Linked DNA regions of Homo sapiens: region 1 is linked to region 2. The links are chromatin contacts, found by Hi-C or POLR2A ChIA-PET in ENCODE. All regions are on one chromosome and are shown on one strand. Each heading gives the region's core, a stretch centred on a gene start or an enhancer-like site at or near the end of the contact. The rest is flanking DNA. Distances are from core to core; before and after follow the strand shown. Region 1 has its middle 26 kb from the start of SERP1. Region 2 has its middle 62 kb from the start of TSC22D2.

Region 1 (6,583 bases), core at 3,765-6,264, 50 kb before region 2:
CAGAAAAGAGGAAGATAAGCTTCCTAAGCATCTTTCTGACTTGGTAGTAGATACATTTCATGCTGGTCCACTTTTTAACTCAAAGATCTCAATTTATTCACCTTCACCTCCCTAACCTTTGTGGATTCAAGAGTTTATCTCTAGTCCCTTTGTAGCTTCTAGGACAGCCACAGGATTATCTGCTGTGCTCAGTTTTCCATTCCTTCTTCACTCTGGCACTTGGAGATTCTCCTTTATAACTTGTGAGTTTAGCTACTCAAGAGAATTATTGTTGTATTTTATTTAGCAATTCTTTGAACGTAGGGGTAGATTTTCCCAGTCCTCTTATTGAAATTGGAAGGCTTGACCTTGTTAAAGGATGATTTTCACTTTTTTTTTTTTTTGAGACAGGCAGGAATGCAGTGGCACACTCTGTCACAGTGGCACTGCTCTGTCACTCAGGCAGGAATGCAGTGGCACAATCACGGCTCACTGCAGCCCTGACCTCCAAGCAATTCTCCCCCTTCAGCCTCTTGAGTAGCTGGGACTACAGGCATGTGCCATCACATCTGGCTAATTTTTTATTTTTATTTCTATTTTTATTTTTTGTAGAGATGAAATTACCCCCAAAGGATGAAATTACCCCCAAAGGGAAAGTGGACCACCTACTTTGAGTCCCTGCCCCCTTATCCTTCCTCGCTGGCTCCCAACTTGGCTTCCTATGCAGGACTTATTTGTTCTGGCTGTTAGATCTGTTCTCAGACAACAAATTCTACCTCAATCCTTCACTTTTCACCTGAGTCTTTCAGAACATCATTGGTGATGTTCAGTCACAGGGAGACTGAGAGTTTGTACGAGGGGAAAAATTTTTTTTTTAAAAAGTGAAATTAACACAGAGAATTCACTATGTTGTCCAGGCTGGTCTCAAACTCCTGGGCTCAAGTGATCCTCCCGCCTTGGCCTCCCAAAGTGCTGGAATTATAGGCACGAGTCACTGTGCCTGGCTAAGGATGATTTTCACAGAGGGGTAAAATTATGACTCTATACAGATATAAAATGAACATGTGTTAAAGATTTTATTTAAGTCATTATAAATGAAGAAATAGTAAGATGTTAAACAATGAGTTCAAAGGAGAAGTCAAAGAAGCACAAATTTATGTGGAGCAAAGCAATACTGAAATGAATTTACAAATGGATGGAGAAACTGACTTTTTCAACAGGGGGCAGAAAATTGGATCTCTAACAAAATGTCTTTGTAAACAACACTAACTTTGCATTGTTATCACTTATTGACAATTTACAGAGTTGTAAAATAATTCAAAAGCAATGGAAAGGTACAATCAGATAACCTGAAAGGTGGGTTCTAAATAGTGCTTAGTTTTCCATTTGAGATACCCAATAATCTTTTTTGCTATTTCCAAATGTTCTAACCTTGGATTTTATAGGAATTTTTCCGAGAAGACTTTGTTATATTTTTTACCTTCATAGTGAAAGAAAACAGTATTTTTTCCTCTATCTTTTGCTCAGTTGATAGAGCCAAACTTTGGAGTAGGAGTCAGGGATAAAGCAAAGGAACTATAGTCAGGTACTGTATAGTAATGTTTTGGTCAACATTTGACCACATATATGACGGTGCTCCTATAAAATTATAATGAAATTGAAAAATTCCTATTTCCTAGTGACATCATAGCTGTCATAAGCCATCGTAATGTCATAATGCAATGCTTTAACTTTTCTATGTTTATATATATTTAGATAAACAAATACTTACCATTGTGTTACAATTGCCTGCCACATTCAGTACAGCAACATGCTGTATGGGTTTATAGCCTAGAAGCAATAGGCTATACCATGTAGCCTAAGTGTGTAGTAAGCTATGTTATCTAGGTTTAGTACAGCATAAGATGTTTACATAATGGTGAAATTGTGACGTATTTCTCAGATGTTCCTGTTAAGTGACACCTGACTGCACTTTAACATCATTCTTCCCATTTTCTCCAGAAACTTCTGAGAAACTCTAAGGGGCCATTAAATGAACACTTGATTCTAGCCACTGTCAGGGAGTTACCTATTAGGTGCTTTATCTATTTATGGAAGAATTGGTGATGGGCAGTAGGGGGCTATTGTTGATTTCTGGAATATGCACAGAGTATAAATATTTTAAGGTTCTGGGAACAGAAAATCCATTCTTCATTGACCTATGCCAAACAGCTCCCTGTGAAATGCATTTTGGAAACCACTGCAGAAACTTGAAAGATGAAGTTACATTCAGGATTTTCATCTAGATTTCAAGGTTGGGCCTTATCACTTTTGTTTCTAGGAAGGAAGATTCAGCAGATTTTGCTCCTATATTATCAGAGTTCTGAAAACACTTTGAGGACACCTCTGTATGCCCAGTCCAGGGAACTCTAAAGGCATTAGAGGGATAACATGTTTTGAGATGGGATAAAAGGCAAGAGAGATGACCTCTTCCTCTAGCAGTGGGCGAGCAGCTGGCTCTGCTTTTCACTGATTTTATGGCTTTGTCTGTGAAGGAACAGCAGTGTTCCACAGAGAGGCGCTTGACTGAGACAGTTGCTGTTACTGAGCAGAAGAGAGCCAGGGGGTGCAGTAAGATGTGGAAAGCATTGTTTCCTCTAAATGTGGGAAGAAATGAAAAACTTACAGGGGAGAAAAGACTGTAGTATACTTAAAAAAGAATACTTAAGTAGAATCTGAGGAGTGGATAATAGGTTGAAGGATATGTGCATATTATAATCAGTGTCATGTAGTTCCTGTAAATTAATTTCATAAAGCTTATATGGAAACAAGGTGACTTGGTAACATGGAAATCAATAATAAGTGAGAAGGGCAGGACATAAAATATGTGTACTGATATATACATACTAAAATGGGAAAAGAATATGAAAATATTAGCTTGGTGGATTTTTTTGTGATAGGGTTATGTGGGTGTTTTTTAAAAATGTAAAATATATTTGTTTGTTTGCTTGTTTTGAGACAAGGTCTCTGTTGCCCAGGCTGTAATGCAGTGGTGTGATCAGCTCACTGTAGCCTCTACCTCCCCAGCTCAAGCAATTTTCCCACTTCAGCCTTCGGAGTAGCTGGGACTACAGGTACCAGCCACCACACCTAAGTAATTGTTTAACTTTTTGTAGAGATGGAGTCTTGCTAAATTTCCTAGGCTAAATTGTTTCTATTTTGATTACTGTGTCCATAAAAATAATTTGATAATTTTAAAAAGCGAAACTAAAGAGGAAAAACATGTGTTTGCTTATTGCTGTAATTATTAGTTGCAAGCTTTCACATTTTACCTTTATGTATAACCCTGAAGTGTATTAAATAATATATGGTGTCAAATTACTTAGGTAATGGTAGGAAGCACCTACTATCCTGTGGCAAGATAATTTTTAGACTTGTTATTTGTGTTCTCTCCAAATTTCGGTTCCGTAGGGCTTTCAGGAATGTTGCAAGATTCAAAGAAGAAGCAACCACAATTCAAACGTTCTCCCGACCTCTTGTAAAAGCCGGAGAAGCGAGGAAACCCGGCATTGTTGAGGGTGGGAGAGCGGAGCTGCCAGCTGCTGGTCCCCTGGAGCTGGGGGTGGCGCGGCCGGGGTTTGGGGCGACCCTTTGGAGGAGATCGCCGGTCCCCCAGCGAGGTGTGGAGGATGAGAGCGCCTTAGGACCACCGCGAGCGACCACCCTGAAGAAGTCAGTGGAGGTCGTGACAGACTGCAAGCGAGACCCATTCCATTTCCATCTGTGCTGCAACAGCGGAGAAGGAGAGACGACACACGACCTAGATCACTCCGGGAGGGAGGGTCTGAATTAAGGTGATAGTCCGAGTTTGTGACCTGAGATTCATACTACAAACCCCGCGGAGAACAAGGAAGAGGACCGAGAGCTTTTGTCCCGTGCTTGTGAGCTGAAGCCAGGTGTTTGAAGTGTTTGATCTTCTAGAAAGCCCTTGCCCACCTAAAGTAATTGGGTACAGCTGAGGTTCTCAAACTTGAGCGTGCACCACAATCACCCGAGAGGTAATTAAAACCTGGAGTGCACTTTGGGATGCCGAGGCGGGCGGATCACGAGGTCAGGAGATAAAGACCATCCTTGGCTAACACGGTGAAACCCTGTCTCTACTAAAAATACAAAAAATTAGCCGGGCGTGGGGGCGGGCGCCTGTAGTCCCGGCTACTCGGGAGGCTGAGGTAGGAGAACGGCGTCAACCCGGGAGGCGGAGCTTGCAGTGAGCCGAGATCGCGCCACTGCACTCCAGCCTGGGCAACAGAGCGAGACTCCGTCTCAAAAAAACCCCAAAAACAACAACAACAAAAACACCTGGAGTGCTGGGGACCCCATTCCCAGAGTTTCTGATTCAGTGGGCCTGAGTTGGGGCCCGAGAATGTGCATCTCTAACAGGTTCTCAAGTGAAGCTGATGCTGCAAGTCCCGGAACGGTGCTTCGACAACTGGTGAATGCTATGCTTTTCAGATACTTTGATATCAAACTTTTGCATGGCTGCAGCTACCTAAAGTGGCGTGTCAGTTTTACCAGAGGTTACTTTTCACTTAATATTGGCTTGGTTTATTTTCAGATTTAAGAGTGGAGTGTGTTATTAGTAGATCCATTTACAAGGCTCATTTGGAGGAAGCTGTTCCGGTGCTTTCACTTACTTTATAGATGAACATAATTTTTGGAGATTTCCATGATATAGTTAAAACTATGTCTTGGTCATTTGTGTGACCTCTTTCAGTTTATGAAGTTTTCATCTATGTTACCTGGTTATGGTATTGCTCTTAACGTAAATATTTTAAAATATGTCTTTGTGTCTTTTTAGCAGCACTCCTATGAGGTAGAGCGATTGTTTTGCTTTTATGGTGTTAGTCACAGATCTAGGCTTAACTTCACATTGTTTCCCAGTGAGTATATGTGCAGGTAACATCATAAATGTTATAAAAAGGGTGTGGTTACTGCATAATGAGAGGAAAACCCAGGCAATACAAAGGAGTTTTAATTATATGACTCTCTGAGACTTCAAGTACGTAGGCCTGCCCAGCTTGCTTCCTGGGAACCCTCCTTCCTGATAAGCCTTCAATTGGAAAGAGAAAGAGGCCTCAGCCATAAAGGAAAACCTTTTTAGAGGGGTTCTGAGACCTAAAGGTCCAAGTTCTGGCATTCCCTGAAGCCACAAGGTTTCTCTGCCTCAAGGTTTCTCTGAAATCAGTTAGTGACAATCGAAGGCAGCCATGAAGAGGAAAAGTTAAAAATATGCAGACTATGTGGCCCTGGAGAAGAGGAGAGAAGCATTTTGATCCAGTTTGCTTCAGTTATAGGGAAGCTCCCAAGCTAACTAGATTGGTGGGATAGTACTTTTTATTTTATCTATACAATTTTTGTTATTGTGCTTGAACTTACATAGTAAAGTGAACAAATATTCAGTGTACAACTAAATGAATTCTTTAACATAGATGTATTCACAAACATACATACTCACACTCACTCTTGTACCCACCTTCCAGATTAAGATAATAGAGCATTCCCAAAACCACAAAAGGCTGCCTTATTCCTACTCCCAGCCAATACCCCAAAAGGTAACAGCTGCTGACTCTCTTGCCGTTGAATGGTTTTACCTGTTCCTGAACTTTGTATAAATGGAATCATACAGTATGTACTATTTTGTGTCTGGCTTCTTTCACTCAACACTATGTCTGTTAAATTCATCTACACTGTTGCCTGTAGCAAGAGTTTGTTCTTTTTCACCTCCAACCTGATCACCCCATTTCCCCAGCCCCAGGAAACCATTAATCCACTTTCTCTCTATAGATCTGTCTATTCTGAAAATTTCATATAAATGGAATCACAATATTTTGTCCTTGTGACTGGCTTCTTGGCATGTTTTCAAGGTTCATTCATGTTGTAGACTACATTAGTACCTCATTTCCTTTTATTGCTGAAAAATATTGAGTATACCACATTTTATTTATCCATTCATCAGCTGATGGGCATTTGGGTTGTTTCCACCTTTTGGCAATTGTGAATAATGCCGCAATGGACATTTGTATACAAGTTTTTGTGTGGACAGTGGAAATATGTTTTCATTTCTCTTGGGTATATATGTAAGAGTGAAACTGCTAGATCATGTGGTAACTATATTTAACTGGTTCAGGAGTTGTCAAACCATTTTCCAAAGCATCTGCACCGTTTTACATTCCCACCTGCCAAAGCCAGTCATTAGCATTGTTTCTATAGATATTAAATTAACTAAAAGTATCCCTTATGGGAAACGAAGGGATGGGCTGAATTAAAGGAATAGGTTGGGCTAGTTAACTGCAGCAGGAGCATGTCCTTAAGGCACAGATTGCTCATGCTATTGTTTGTGGCTTAAGAATGCCTTTAAGTGGTTTTCTGCCCTGGGCAGGCCAGGTGTTCCTTGCCCTCATTCCGGTAAACCCACAACCTTCCAGCATGGGCGTTATGGCCATCATGAACATGTCATAGTGCTGCAGAGATTTTGTTTATGGCCAGTTTTGGGGCCAGTTTACAGCCAGATTTTGAGGGGCTTGTTCCCAACACCCACCAGGAGTGTATGAGGATTCCAATTTAC
Region 2 (6,242 bases), core at 2,863-5,362:
AATAGAGAGGGGAGATTTTGCCTTGTTTTTTTTGAAAATTAACTTCTTTATTGAAATATTTCAATGAGCATGTGCTACTTATTTTTTTTTTGAAGTTTTTTTAAATTATACTTTAAGTTCTAGGGTAGATGTGCACAACATGCAGGTTTGTTACATATGTATACATGTGCCATGCTGGTGTGCTGCACCCGTTAACTCGTCATTTACATTAGGTATATCTCCTAATGCCATCTCTCCTCCCTCCCCCGACCCCACGACAGGCCCCAGTGTGTGATGTTCCCCTGTGTCCAAGTGTTCTCATTGTTCAATTCCCACCTATGAGTGAGAACATGTGGTGTTTGGTTTTCTGTCCTTGCGATAGTTTGCTCAGAATGATGGTTTCCAGCTTCATCCACGTCCCTACAAAGGACATGAACTCATCCTTTTTCATGGCTGCATAGTATTCCATGGTGTGTATGTGAGCATGTGCTACTTATTAAGAAAATACACCTTTCATTTTTTTTTTTTTTTTTTTTTTGAGATGGAGTCTCACTCTGTCATCCAGGTGGGAGTGCAGTGGTGCCATCTCAGCTCACTGCAAACTCCGCCTCCCGGGTTCAAGCGATTCTCCTGCCTCAGCCTCCCGAGTAGCTGGGATTACAGGTGTGCACCACTAGGCCCAGCTAATTTTTGTATTTTTAGTAGAGATGGGTTTTCACTATGTTGGCCAGGCTGGTCTCAAACTCCTGACCTCAAGTGATCTGCCCACCTCAGCCTCCCAACATGCTGAGATTACTGGCGTGAGCCACTGGGCCCAGCCAGAAAATATACATTTCTAACAAATAAACAATCAGCACCAATCCTCTTGAACTGAGAGTGTTCTGATTGAAGTCTGTTTGGTATTTTGTGGATGGAGACTTACCTTTCTTCATTCCAAGGAGTGTATATTGTCATATATTGTTCTCTTTTGCCCATCCCAAATGGCCATCTCTTGAATCACAGAGCTGCCTAATGAAATCAAGTAGATGAATCAATGAATAGGAATAAATTGGGTACAGTTTCAACATAATTTTTTCCAGAAAAGGGGTTCTTTCTTCCTGTGACCTCTAACCTATTTAAGCACAATGGGGAGAAAAATGTGGGCTATGGCCACCCATGGGCTGGAATCTAGTTCTACCACTAATCTGATCTGAGATCTTGGGCAGGTCACAAGCTCTCTGGATTCTCTGAACCTGTTTCCTTATCTGTCAAATGAGCCAAATACTTGCTTTCCCAAGGCTTACTAGGGTAGTTGTGAGGTTCTAAAGAGATAAAGGAGGAAAAATACACCTGAGCCCAGGAGGTTGAGGCTGCAGTGAGCTGTGATCGTGCCACTATACTCCAGCCTGGGCGACAGAGTGAGACCCTGTCTTAAAGGGAAAGAAAAGGAGGAAAAATAGATTTTTGTCAGGAGTGCTGTAAAACTTGGTAGTGTTATTATTTGGAGAAGGTGATTAAACCTATCTAGGTGACCTTGGATTTATCACAGGTGCTATTTCCTGGGCCTAAAGATTGCCTAGTCTTTTTCCCAAGCTTTTGGTCAAAAAGCAGTGAGGAGAAAGAGCATTGCTTCAACCAGATGCCTAGAAAGGGGTGAGAAAGAAAACAAGAGCAGCATTTACTGTATGCTTGCTGTGGGCCAGATCCAAGTTACGTGATTTACATATTTTATATTGTTTGATCCTTACAACAAGGCTATGATTTGGCTATCTCAGGCTACATTTAGAGATCAGAAAGCTCAAGAATAAAGAATATGTAAGATAGGTGTGAACCCTCATTCATTCATTTAATAACAGTACAATCATGTGCTGCATAACAACATTTAGGTCAACTGTGGGCCGCCATCAGTAAAGTCACAGGGCAACGCTTTACTCACATGTTCGTGGTGATGCCCGATGTAAACAAACCTACTGTGCTGCCAGTCGTATAAAAGTCTAGCACATACAATTATGTATAGCACATAATACTTCATAATGATAATAACCATGTTACTGGTTTATATATTTACCATACTCTACTTTTTATCTTTTAGAGTGCAGTCCTACTTATTAAAAAAAAAAAAAAAAAAGGTAGCTGTAAGACAGCTTCAGGCAGGCCCTTTAGGAGGTATTTCAGAAGAAGGCATTGTTCTCATAGGAGATGACTGCTCCATGCATGTAATTGCCCCTAAAGACCTCTTCCAGTGGGACAAGATGTGGAGGTAGAGGGCAGTGATGTTGATGATCCTGATCCTGTGTAGGCCTAGGCTAATATGTGGGTTTGTGTCTTAATTTTCAACAAAAAAGTTTAAAAAGTTAAAAAATTTTAAAATAGAAAAAAGCTTATATAATAATATAAAGGAAGTATTTTTGTACACTTATAGAATGTGTTTGCCTTTTAAGCTAAGTGTTATTACAAAGGAGTAAAAAAGTTAAAAAAATTTCAAGTTTATAAAACTAAAAAGTTACAGTGGCTGGGCATGGTGGCTCACACCTGTATTTCCAGCACTTTGGGAGGCCTAAGGGAGAATCTCTTGAGGCCAGGAGTTCGAGACCAGCCTGGATAACAAAGGGAAACTCCCATCTCTATAAAAAATTAGCCAGGCACAGTGGCATGTGCCTGTAAGTCCCAGCTACTCGGGAGGCTGAGGTGAGAGACTGCTTGAATCCAAGAAGTGAAGGCTGCAGTGAGCCATGATCATACCACTATGCTCCAGGCTGAGTGACAGAGCAAGACCCTGTCTCAAAAAAAAAAAAAAAAAAAAAGGCCGGGCACAGTGGCTCACGCCTGTAATCCCAGCACTTTGGGAGGCTGAGGAGGGTGGATCACGAGGTCAGGAGATCGAGAACATCTTGGCTAACACGGTGAGACCCCGTCTCTACTAAAAATACAAAAAAAAATTAGCCGGGTGTGGTGGTGGCTGCCTGTAGTCCCAGCTACTCGGGAGGCTGAGGCAGGAGAATGTCGTGAACCTGGGAGGAAGAGATTGCAGTGAGCTGAGATCATGCCACTGCACTCCAGCCTGGGAGACAGAGCAAGACTCTGTCTCAAAAAAAAAAATTACAATAAGTTAAGGTTGATTTATTATTAAAGGAAAATGTTTTAAAAATAAATTTAGTGTAGCCTAAGTGTACAGTGTTTATAATGTCCACAGTAGTGCACAGTAATGCCCCCAGGCCTTCGTATTCACTCACCACTCACTCACTGACTCACCCAGAACAAATTCCAGTCCTGCAAGCTCCATTCATGGTAAGTGCCCTATACAGGTGTACCATTTTAAATCTTTTATACTGTATCCTTACTGTACCTTTTCTATGTTTAGGTACACAAATACTTACCATGTGTCACAGTATAGTATCAGTACAGTGACATGCTGTAGTTTTATAGCCTAGCAGCAATAGCTATACAATATAACCCAGGTGTGTAGTAGGCTAGATCATCCAGGTTTGTATAAGTACACTCTATAATGTTTGCACAATGACAAAATCCTAACGACACATTTCTCAGAATGTATTTCTGTCAAGCAATACATCACCGTACTAGTTACCAGGAATACAATTGTGAATAAATAAGTAGAAGTCTCTACTCTCGCAGAACTTACCCTCAAACGGGGCCCAGTTTGAAGTTTCTCAGCTGTCAAAGGGCAATGAGGGGATTCTCATTCCATTTTATACCACTCAGTTTCTGTCTCTAAGTACTGGCACCTTCTCACCCCAAGTTTCCTAGGCTCTTCACTTTAAACCCCCTATGTAGGGCCCAGAGCCTCTTCTCCTCCTCCCGCTGGACCTCCCCTCCTGGGGCTGACATTCTCCTCCTCCTCGTAGAACTCCCTTCTGGGGGATGACATTCTTGAGTATCCTGGGGTAGAAGATTGTTGTAACCTTTTTTCCCTCCCAGAGTGTGATTATCTGAGCAGAGGAAGCCTCCAGGAAAGCTGCATTACCAGATGAGTCAGCTGTCATCACAGCCATTACCTAATGCTGAACTGGGATGGGTTCAGGAAGCTGAAGTCAGTGAATATAAAACTAAGACTCACAGGTTTGGAACTCAAGGTTGCTGGAAGCAAGAGGCTGGCGGTGTTTCCACAGCTATTGCCAAGTCTCTACTTGTTCACTCTCTCCAGAGAACAGAACAGGGAGGTCTTCAAAAGTTCCATTTTAAAAGAAGCTGGTGTTTCTGAGAAGGGACTCTCCCTTTACAGTTTTTCTCAGTGAATGCTTTAGCACGAATAGACTACTCGGGGCAGGATGGAATAGGGGGAGGTGAGAAGAACAGGAGACAACGCTGGCTGGAGAATGGTAGGTAAGAGGAGTCATTAATAGGAGAGTCCCACAGACCTAGGTTCTCGTGCTGACTACCTAGGTTCTTAAGCTAATGTCCCAACACTGAAACCTCTTAGTGGGTTCCTTATGGGAAAGACCATTAAGATGATAACAAAATTGGTCTGCGTGAAGAATCAAGACACAGATACCAAAGGAAATAGAACACATCGGCACCAGAGTTGCTGATCTGTATCGCCTTGCTTAGAAGTATTGTTGCATGTTGGCCGGGCGCGGTGGCTCACGCCGGTAATCCTAGCACTTTGGGAGGCCAAGGTGGGTGGATCACCTGAGGTTAGGAGTTTGAGACCAGCCTGACCAACATGGTGAAACTCTGTCTCTACAAAAATACAAAAAATTAGCCTGGCATGGTGGCGCATGCCTGTAATCCCAGCTACCAGGGAGGCTGAGACAGGAGAATGGCTTGAACCCGGGAGGTGGAGGTTGCTGTGAGCGGAGATCGCGCCATTGCACTCTAGCCTGGGCGACAAGAGCAAAACTCCATCTCAAATAAAATAAAATAAAAAGTATTGTTGCATGTGCTAAATGTTACCTACCCCATGCAGCCTTTCTTAGTAAACTTCCTGGTTCATGGTCAGATTGTAAGGATAGTATGTCTAGTCTCTGTGTGGCAGAAAGTAAACCCAGAAAAATCCACTGCTCATTTCTGTAACTTTTCACTCTCTGAATCCGTGGGCTAACCGACCTGCTTTTCTTACCTGCAGTTGCTTCTTCTGAACTAGCCCTTTCTCTGCCCAGACATGGGCTTCCCACCCCTATTCCCTCAAGGTACTCTTCACTTAGAAGTTGCTTCCAGACTCAGCAGTAAACAGACAAATCTTCAGGTCGCCATTTCCTGTTATCAACTTTTTGGGGGCTTTTTCCTGGCTTCTCTCTACTAACACCTGAGTCATAGCATCCTAAATCAACTCACTGCATTCTCTTTTCCTTCTTCCCAGAATAAAATATCAGAGTAAGTCTTCCCTAATCATGCCTTATTTATTTTTATTCCTTTGTAGGTACTCAACTCATTATTTTGAAAACTGGGAAATAAAAGGAAAGAACTAAGTCTCTCCCTTTCTTATACAAACTGTACCACAGGGTAGCTGAATAGTTGGTAAGGGCAAGTCTCTCTTTAGAGAAGTATTTCGCTAATGAGTGAGAAGGGATAATAGAATTAATAGGCTAATGGGTCTAGGTAATGATTATCCATGCTTCCAACATCACAAAATAGAGACAGACATTATATGATGGAAGTATATACCACCACTTATGAATTAATCTTGACAAAATATAAATCTGATTAAACTTCTAGAACTAATTTAGGAAATACAGGGACAGAGGATTCTATAAGAATGCAATTAGGAAAACTCAGACTTCAGAAAAAACTATGGGGCAAATAACTGAGATTCTTGAAGAATTTCAAGATGAAAAGAGAGGTATGGGGAGCCCACATATTAAAAGAGACTTTAGAGGAATGCCAACCAATTGCAGTGTATGGACCTTATTTTGACCCACATTCAAACAAATACACCATAAGAAATTTATGATAATCAGGGAAATGTGGACATTGAGTAGATTTTTAGTAATATTAAGGAATTGTTCATTTTGAGGTGGGGTGATGGTATTTTAGTTATAATTTTTCTTTAAAAAATCCTTGTCCTTTAGAGGTATACGCTGAAATATATATGGATAAAGTCTATGATATCTTGGATTTCCTTCAAAATAATCCAGAGGATCATGGATTCTTTCTAAGTATTGGCATTCTCTCACCCCAAGTTTCCTAGGCTCTTCACTTTAAGCCCCATATGTAGGTCCCAGAGCCCTTTCTCCTCCTCCCCCTAGAATTCCGTCCTGGGGTTCACATTTTCCTCCTCCTCTTGGAACTCCCTTCTGGGGGGTGACATTCTTGAGTATCCTGGGGAG

Evidence for each region. Hi-C counts contacts between places; a loop is a spot of excess contacts on that map. ChIA-PET counts read pairs that join two places held with the same protein, here RNA polymerase II (POLR2A).
Region 1: a loop to region 2 is called in a map of IMR-90, with 4 times the contacts of the local background. The contact joins two enhancer-like sites. A Hi-C loop is called at or near these places in 2 of 168 maps with a recorded cell type or tissue (DLD1 and IMR-90). POLR2A ChIA-PET finds 5 or more read pairs at or near these places in 10 of 52 experiments (BJ, Caco-2, H1 and 6 more).

What each region holds. Positions count from the first base shown.
Region 1 is chr3:150,517,607-150,524,189 of GRCh38, reverse strand. No RefSeq gene overlaps it. Among named protein-coding and RNA genes, the nearest start is that of SERP1, 26 kb to the left of the region's middle. RefSeq lists enhancers at 3,092-3,592, 3,593-4,093. Within about 2 kb of position 5,014, at least 5 of the 41 ENCODE cell types and tissues checked have a DNase peak (open chromatin) inside an H3K27ac peak, as active enhancers do; they include PC-9, where a contact is called at or near this core.
Region 2 is chr3:150,467,546-150,473,787 of GRCh38, reverse strand. No RefSeq gene overlaps it. Among named protein-coding and RNA genes, the nearest start is that of TSC22D2, 62 kb to the right of the region's middle. RefSeq lists an enhancer at 4,060-4,560. Within about 2 kb of position 4,112, at least 13 of the 41 ENCODE cell types and tissues checked have a DNase peak (open chromatin) inside an H3K27ac peak, as active enhancers do; they include PC-9, where a contact is called at or near this core.